Regions from separate parts of the Homo sapiens genome. Here region 1 is linked to region 2. The links are chromatin contacts, found by Hi-C or POLR2A ChIA-PET in ENCODE. All regions are on one chromosome and are shown on one strand. Each heading gives the region's core, a stretch centred on a gene start or an enhancer-like site at or near the end of the contact. The rest is flanking DNA. Distances are from core to core; before and after follow the strand shown. Region 1 holds the start of MRGBP (MRG domain binding protein). Region 2 overlaps DIDO1 (death inducer-obliterator 1).

The links. Hi-C counts contacts between places; a loop is a spot of excess contacts on that map. ChIA-PET counts read pairs that join two places held with the same protein, here RNA polymerase II (POLR2A). Pooled maps may share reads with other maps.
Region 1: a pooled map shows a loop between it and region 2 (2.8-fold over the local background). The contact joins the promoter of MRGBP here to the enhancer-like site in region 2. A Hi-C loop is called at or near these places in 3 of 50 pooled maps. POLR2A ChIA-PET finds 5 or more read pairs at or near these places in 2 of 52 experiments (CD4-positive, alpha-beta T cell and GM12878).

What each region holds. Positions count from the first base shown.
Region 1 is chr20:62,793,911-62,798,204 of GRCh38, reverse strand. It overlaps MRGBP (MRG domain binding protein), which reads right to left and starts at 1,732. Exons shown (of 5, transcript NM_018270.6): 1 at 1,534-1,732; 2 at 974-1,095. The coding sequence starts at 1,681. LOC105372716 (a long non-coding RNA gene) reads left to right here and starts at 3,924. Exons shown (of 4, transcript XR_936986.3): 1 at 3,924-4,294. RefSeq lists silencers at 1,426-1,965, 3,427-4,016 and enhancers at 2,589-3,135, 4,107-4,176.
Region 2 is chr20:62,898,596-62,902,905 of GRCh38, reverse strand. The region is part of intron 6 of DIDO1 (death inducer-obliterator 1); the gene reads left to right. Among named protein-coding and RNA genes, the nearest start is that of SNORA117, 18 kb to the right of the region's middle. RefSeq lists enhancers at 2,536-2,785, 2,115-2,969. Within about 2 kb of position 1,970, at least 15 of the 41 ENCODE cell types and tissues checked have a DNase peak (open chromatin) inside an H3K27ac peak, as active enhancers do; they include CD4-positive, alpha-beta T cell, where a contact is called at or near this core.

The DNA of each region.
Region 1 (4,294 bases), core at 483-2,982, 100 kb after region 2:
GAGGGCACAGTGACAGCCCTGGGGAAAGGCCGCAGGCACCTCGAGTTCTCATCCACGTGGCAGGAGCCCATGGACACCGAGGGTGTCGGTTGGGAGCGCCACAGGCACAGAACCAGGCAAAGAAGAAGAGAGTGCTTGCCAGGCACTGCCCTCCTGAGGTCGCACAGACCAGAGGGAGAGACCTATGTCATACTGATGGCCGGTGTGGCCCTGAGTCCAACGTGGCTGGCACAGACTCTCCACCAGCACAGGTCCCCACTCCTCCTGGTCACCTGACCCCTGACCCCCACCCCACTCTCCAAGTACACCACCTTCTTTGAGCTCCTGGACCCACCACCTCCTGCTGCCACAGGGCCTGGAACACCCACCTGTCTCTTCTGGCCACCCTGCTTACCTAGTTAACCCGCTCGCCCGTCACACAGTGCCAGCTCCAAGCTCTGCGAGGACTGGAACTCTACTTGTCTGACTCCCACAGAAGTCACCAAATTCACCTTGGTGTGACTCAGATAGGGTCACCCTCTGCCTAAAGCACTTCGGGGGCCTCCCAGGAGGCTGACAATGGCCTAAGGGCCCGGGACTCTGCATCCTTCCCTCCCTCCCCAGGGTCTCAGCTGGAGACTCTGGCCCAGCACCCAGTCTAAAGCAGAGCCCCTGAAAAGCTAGCCAGCTGCTAGCACTGTGTTTGTGCTTTCCATGACAGGCTCTGGAGCCCCGGGATGTCCTCCTTAAGGACGAGCCTCACTGCAGGGGTCTCTGCCCAGGGGACCCCAGCAGGCACGGAGGGGCCTCTGCCCAGCTCAGGCTGACCCTGAGAGCTCACTGCAGACCCCAGCAGGCATGGAGGGGCCTCTACTCTGCCCAGCAGACCCCAGCAGACATGGAGGGGCCTCTGCCCAGCTCAGGCTGACTCTCAGAGAGCGGTGTGCGGGTTCGTGCCCCCATCGGGCGGCACAGGGAGGGCGGTTGGGCTCACCAGCGCCTGCATGTCGTACATGGTGCTCAGATGGTCCCAGATGACCTTGGATGGGACCTGCCGCCCGATGTTCTGGCTGAACTTGTCCCGAATACAAATCATGTGGAAGTGTCGGTTCACACCTGAGGGGAGGAGGGGCGGCGGGATAACCGGTGAGCGGTGAGGAGAAAGGGGATGGAGGGGACGGGCTGCCCTGGGGACTGGAGGGGCAAGGGTGGCTGCGGAGAGATGGGGAGGGCCAGGGTGTGGAGGGGCTGTGGGGGGGCAGGGCTGGGTGGTGTGTGTGGGAGGGGGTGGGCTGTCCCGGGGCGGGGGTGGGGGTGGGGCACTGCGGGCTGGGACCTCGCGGTCTCACGGGGGTAGGGGTCGTGGGCGGGGTCCGGGGCGGGGTCCGAAGGGCGCGTGGGAGGGGGCGGGGGTCCCGGGACGGGTGTGGCGGCGGTGTCACGGCCCGGGCTCGGCGGGGAGCGTGGGGGCGAGGGTGTCGCGAGCGCAGGCCCCGCCCCGCCCCGCCGGTTGCCCGCCCCGCCCCCACGCGCGTCCGCAGCCTGGGCGCTCACCGACGGGCTTGTGGCCCAGCATGGCGTGGAAGAGGCACACCTCCACCTCGGGGCTCCACACCACTGTCTCCTCCGCCGGGCTGGTGGCCGCCTCCCCCGGGCCCTTGTCGCCTGCGGCGCCCCCGCCGCCCACCTCGGCCTCTCCCATGGCCGCGGCCCGGCCGAGCAAGGAGCCCCCGGCGGGAGCAGGCGCGGCCACGAGCTCCGCGCAGGCGCACTCGGGGGCGGGCGCGCGCTCCGCCGGGTACGCGCTCGGGCTCACGCGCCGGCGTCGGCGCAGGCGCAGCCGAGGTCTCGGGTCCCTTCCCGCCGGGGACTCCGCCCTGCTCCGCCCCGCGCGGGGGTTCTTAAAACGTGTTCCTCTTTAAAGCACAGTAAGAAATACACTGCACCCAAACAAAAAAGTCTGTGCTTCAAAGGAAACCATCAGAAAAGTGAAAAGACGACCCACAGATGAGAGAAAATATTTGCAAATCCTATATCTGATAATGAACTTCCTTGTAGAAGGTATAAATAATTCTTATAACTCGATAATAAAAAGACAATCTAACTATAAAACGGCTAAGGATTTGGATACACATTTTTCCAAAGAAGATGTACAGATGGGCCGGGCGCGGTGGCTCACGCCTGTAATCCCAGCACTTTGGGGGGCCGAGGCGGGCGGATCACCTGAGGTCAGGAGTTCGAGACAAGCCTGGCCAACATCGTATAACCCCGTCTCTACTAAAAATACAAAAAAAGTAGCCGGGCGTAGTGGCGGGCGCCTGTAATCCCAGTTACTCGGGAGGCTGAGGCAGGAGAATCGCTTGAACCCGGGAGGCAGTGAGCCGAGATCGCGCCATTGCAATCCAGCCTGGGCAACAAGAGCGAAACTCCGACTCGAAAAAAAAAAAAAGATGTACAGATATGGCTAATGAGCACCATCGGTCACGCGAAACTAGAATCAGCCCGCGTGGGGACCCCCTGCCCCGCCGAGACCGCCACAACCACGCGGCCGGGGTGACGAGTGCTGCGAGGGTCAGGGCTCGGGACCCTCGTGCGGTCGTGCTGTGCGGTCAGATGGGCCGCTGCTGCGAAAGACAGTCTGGCCGTTCCTTCAACGATGGAACCGTCTCCCTAGGAAGCAGCAGCTCCGTGGCGGGCGCCCGCGGCAGTGGAACAAGACACAGGTTCAGGCTGGGACCCGCAGCCGCGAGGCAAGCGCCGCCCCCAACCCGGGGCTGAACCTGCGAGGGGCGCCCGGAGCGCGGGCACCCGCACGGCGCAGCCGCGTTCAGCCTAAAAGCAGCGAGCGCGGACTGCGGCAGCGTGGGTGCGGGCTGAGACGAAAGTCAGAGAATTCAGACACGAAAATACACAGCATGGGAATCCATTCACAGGAAGAGCCAGAACTGGCAACTCCATAGGAATAGAAAGTAGATGCACGGTTGCCGGGGACGGGGGAGGGGGAGGGAAACGCGAGTCACTGCGGATGGGGACCGGCTTCTTTTTTGTTTGTTTTTGAGGCAGAGTCTCGCTCTGTTGCCCGGGCTGGGGTGCAATGGCACGATCTCGCCTCACTGCAACCTCTGCCTCTTGGGTTCAAGCGATTCTACTGCCTCAGACTCCCGGGTAGCTGGGACTACAGGCGCTCACCACGGCCGGCTAATTTTTGTATTTTTAGTAGAGACGCGGTTTCACTATGTTGGCCAGGCTGGTCTCGAACTCTTGACCTCAGGTGATCCTTCCTCCTCGGCCTCTCAAAGTGCTGGGATTACAGGCTTGAGCCACCGCGCCCGGCCGGGCCCAGCTTCATTTTAAGGAGGTGAAATGCTCTGGAATTAGATAGTGGCCACGGTTGCTCGCAACAAAACCCCACCGAATCGTGCGCTTTAAGCGGGTGAACTTAACGGTCTCAATAAAGATGTTAAGGAAAAAACAAAACCAGAAACCCCACAATTACTGCAGGCATAGGGCTCGCTGCCCGGGTCTGGGTGCGGGACGGAGGGGCTCACGCCCGCCCCCAGAGTCCAGCGCCTGCTGGGAGAAAGGGCAAGTAGGGGGTCCGGCCCTGCCGGCCTTGACCGCCTGCCTCCGACTCCCGGCCGCCGCGCAGCCCAAGCTCTGGGGAAGCGTTAACCGCGGGTCGCTGCGGAGGCCCCACCGCGGGGCGGGGCCGGGGCCGGACGGTGAAGAGGGGGCGAGATCAGGGCGGGGCCTAGGCTGGGGCCGGGCGGGGAAGCGCTCGGGAGGGCGGCTCGGGGGCGGGTCAGGGGCGGGGCCGCCAGGTCAAAACGCATCCATGACGAGCTTAAGGCGGCCTCCAATCAAGGCCGCCGCGGCCTCCGGCTCCGCCCGCTCCGCCTCTGCCTCCGCCTCCGCCTCCGCCCTGCCCTCACGGGCTTCTCTCCGCCCCATTCCCTCTCGGCCACGCCCACCACGGCCCACTGGCCAGGGAGCCGCTACGCAGATGTTTTCGCCTCTGCGGGTGTAGGCTCCGGGTCGGGCTTCCGGGTCCCTTTCCTGGCTCTGGCGCCTTCCAGCTGTGTGACCGGGCGAGGCCCTGAGCCTCTTGAGGGTTCAGTGCCCTCCTCCGTACAATGGGCCAACAACAGCCCCTTCCCTGGGGATCTCGGTGAGGGTTGGTTGCTCTGCAGGGTGCCCTGGGCCTGTGCCAGCGCGCTCAGGCATCCTGGTGACCAACCACAGCTGGCACTGGTGAACGCAGCCTCTTAGCCCAGGCAGGCTCTGGTCAGCCTCACCTGCTGGGACCGCTGAGTGG
Region 2 (4,310 bases), core at 721-3,220:
TATTTTGTCTCCCTAAATGGCTCATTAAGTGACTTAAACACTGAGGATCTGAACAGATTTTGACTGCAAAGCAGATTCTACAGTTCGTTTCATCTAACCGTTGGAATTAAAATGGAAAACGTTGCCAGTTTGTAAACCCAAATCCAGATGCTGTGTTAAGCATGGTGCCCAGGTGGAAGCACTGCCTCTTGTTCCCACGTGCTGCCACAGAGATGGCCCTGGTGGGGTGAAATGGACGGAGAACACCGTTCACAAGGATAACTCATGGTGTGGGCTCCAGAAGCACATTTCACTGAAATCCTAAGAGGACCCAGTCTCAGTTTTCATTAATAAAAAATACATGGGGGGATTCTAGAACCTAAGAGTGTTTTGCAGGAATTTAAAGCCGGGAGAGGAGGGTGGCTTGTTTCACTGGTCGCGTGAGCTCTTTTTTTATCTGTCTCCTCCAGAGTTGTCAGCGGCAATAAAACGAGACTGGGAGTCATCAGACTCTACGTGTCCACCAATCTCTTCCTCCCAATTAGAAAAATCAGAATTTGTTCTGAGAAAGAATATAGCTTGATAGTTGTTTTTTTACGTTATCCATATAACTGGAAGTTTCTTGGCTGTCAGTAATGACATTCTTTTGTTATTTTTAAGTGTTTTACTTTTTATAAACTTAAAAAGCAGCCTGCCATTGAGAAAATTACATCAGGGAAAGGTTTCACACCTCCGTAACCGTGACCCTGCACGGTGAAGTCCCACATCAGCACCGTCCCGTGGTGCCCCTGTCCATCCCTCAGGTGCCCCTTTGTGCTTATGCTTCAGCCACCTTGGGCAGGTGGGGTGCAGGGATGGAAGTTTCCAGCAGGATCGGTCCCCCTGAATTCACCACCTCTTCAGTGACCTTCATAGGACCTTTCGGAGCTGTGGATCTACTCATAGTCTAAAGATGAATACTCGGGAAAGCCTCCTCGGCATTCTCGGTGTCACAGAGTGCAGAGGTCAGCTCTGAAGACGCCTGCTACAATTCCTCCAATGTGGTACACAAGTTTCAGGTAGATTTGTATAAAGTTGTAAAATAATACTAGGTTTTTTTTTTTTTTTTTCTGTTAACACATCAACATACACATAGTTATATTCTTAGCTTCTAAAAGTTAGAGAAGTAACTTAGAATATTGACAAGAATTTTTGCTACTTATTTAAATGAAGGTTGCGGCAACTTTCATTTGCCGCAAACCTGGAAGAGTTCGGCAAGAAGAGCTTAAGGTAACTGGCTTTATCCTCAACTGACCTGCTTGGTGCTGTCAGCTAGGGGCTTTATACTGAGTATGGCCCTTTAGGACTGGAGGGATTACAGGGGAGGGTTGTGGACTAATTTTAACATGCCCCTAACATGTTGGTTTAAGTAGTAAACAACTTAGATAAAGGTTAAATTACTCGTGTGGGAGATCTTGGGAAGAGCAGCAGCTCTGCTCCCAAATGGGCTTGGCAGCCAGGCACACACCATGTGCAGCTGGGCACAACTGAAATTGCAGTTGAGTGGAACGTCCATCTGTCCACGTGGCCCTCATCACACGAGTTTCTTAGGGAGAATTACACACCTCTCCATTAAGTTGGAAGGCACTCAAGTAGCGGGTATTAGTAAGAAAACTGACCAAGGAAAGCTTTGAGTATTCCAAAACACGGCAGTCTAGCTGTGGACCCTGCAAGGGCGTCCTGGCTGTAGTGATGGTCTCCTCTGAGGAGCGTCTGCGATGTAGTCTGCCTGCTGTATTTGGGAAGTAACTGTTTCCCCGCAACATGAAAGCAAACTAGTAACTACTTATAAAAGGCGAATTCATGTGAACACATTCTAGCATGTTGAGAGGAGCAAAAGCAGAACATTTTCTCTTGCCGCTGCCACCTTGATTGTTCCCACTAGGGGCAATCTTGGAGTGAAGAAACAGGTAAAGCAGGAAACTGCATTGTTGTACACACGCCTCACTGAGGGCTGCAAATAGGCCTGACGTCACAGTGAACAGAATTTACTTCCACAGTTCCTTCACTGACTGTTGAGTCTGTTTTCAGGTGCATAGCATAGAAACAGCCCTTAGAGCTGTAGCGGATGGTGATAGGCAGGATTCAGGACACCGTGGGAGACCAGTGGAGGTCTGAGTGCCCCAGCTTCCCTAAACCAGCCAGCAGTACCGCGACAGGGCAGGCCACTTCATTGTCAACACCTACGTGAGGGCGTGTGGTGTTTATTTTAGTGATTTTTATAACCAGTTCCTTTCCCTGTGGGGAGCCATCCAGCACATAAGGTTGCTACATGGGGGCCTCTGGACAGTCCAGAACTGAGCAGACTTGGTCTCTTGCCCCATATTTTAATCCCTGTCCTGCTAAAACTTCCACTGGGGCAATTGGATGGGTTCTGCAGAGAGGAGCGGAGTAGCACCATCCTCCAGTGGGGGCCTGATTTTCTCCTCCCCGTCTCTGCTCAGGCCCTGGTGCCACCCAGTGGCCAGAGGCGCTGTAGCACCCAAGCCAGCCAGCCTTCTGCTTTGGGGGAAATTGGCCAATTAGAGTGTGCTGCTGATCCCTGTGCACGACGACGACCTGCTTCATTCTGCAGTTGGCTGAAACCCAGACCCGGCAGCAACAGTTTCATCTGGGCCAGTGGCCTGGGCAGGCCCCCAGAATGTGGGAGCTAAAGGAGACAGCACTGCGACCAAGGGGCAGAGAGGTGTGGGGAGGGGCAGGGGACCCCTGGCTCTCAGGCATCAGTGCTGTGCGGTGTGACCAGGTCACCACCACTGCTGCCCCCAGGGGGCCCAGCAGCGTGTAGGGGAGGCTCGTACCCTGACAGAGCCCTGTGTTTCTGCAGTGGGGTTTTTTCCTGGGTTGCCTGGAGTTGCTGCTTGCCCTTCTCTGAAGTTATACACAACGTAATAGTTCAAAGCAAATTTGGATGAACTTGCAAATTGAATTTTAGCTCCACTAAAAAGTTTCTGTCCCCATTTCAGCAGCAGCTGACCCAAGTTGAGCACCAGCCATGCTGTCCCACCTGGAGTGGAATGGGTGTGTGCTCGGGTCCCTGGAACAGTTGCTGGATAGAACATGTCCGTTCAGAGCAGGAATGGGGCTTTCTGCGTGTTGTAGGACACTGCTCCCAGAGGCCCGGCTTGGAACATTCTGCCGTTCACTCACCTGACTGCCCATTTCCATGCTCTTTAAAGCACAGATGAGGGATGACAAAGGTTGCCTTTAGAAAGGGAGCAGTTAATTTTCTAAAATAGCAATGGTTAAGGAAAGCTATTTCCTGCTTTTAAAATAAATTACGTTAATCTGCTGCCCCCACTCTTGGGTAATGGGTGGTTTTAAACCCATGTACTGGGAGTGCCCTAAAACTCATCTCTCAACTCGGGTTTTCCCTAAGTGAGGGAGACAATAGTGTAGTTACACGAGCAGAAATCTGAGTGTGGCCATGGACGCCTCATTCCAACACTTACGATCTGGAGAAATGGAGTTGATGGTTTTGAAGGTAGCATGTAACCCTAACTTGCAACAAGGTGAGCGTTAAACATCATTAAAGATACCGTTCAGGTCACAGCACACAGGTGTTCTGTGTGTCACAGCCAAGGCATTTTGCCGAGGTTTCTGGAAATGCTTTCAGCCAGCTTTTTTAGAGTTCTTTAAACGTGATATTAAAACACTCCAAGGTTTCTAGTGCAGTCACTGAATTGGTTTGAGGTTTCAGTTTGAATCACGGTTGGCTTCCCGGCAGGTGTCTGTCTGCCGCCTCTGGAGACCGGGGCTTGGTTCCTGGTGCCTGCCTGGTGTCAGCCTCCTGCCGGTGTGCCTCCAGCGCCCTAGGCCTGCTGGGCCTTTTCATTCCATCCTCACCCCACCCCCTCGCTGCTTCCCCCAAGAAAAAGGGCCTCCACTGATTTTTATTTAACCTGACTGACCTATTGCAACCCTGCAGGCAAGATGCTGCAGACCTGTGAGCTAAGTCTAATGAGTTAAACTGAGTTGTTAAAAACAGATTTTCAAACACTAAGGTAGTGACTCCTGGGGTGTATAGACCTGATCTGATGACATAGTACATGTGGAATTAAAAGCAAAGTTTCCTGGACAGATAAAAACTAGCTGTCACCTTTGTTCCTGTCGTGTTAGACGTTGCCATTTTTTATAGTGCGCTTTTAAGATCCAGCTCCAACAGGAATGAGTGTTTTGGGGTGCGGTTGTGGGTGAGGAGACAGGGCTTGGCAGTGTTGCCAAGGAGGGGGTCCTGTGGCTGGACCACATCTAGCAAGGGGTAGGCAGGGGCCGGCCATGAGGTTAGAAGG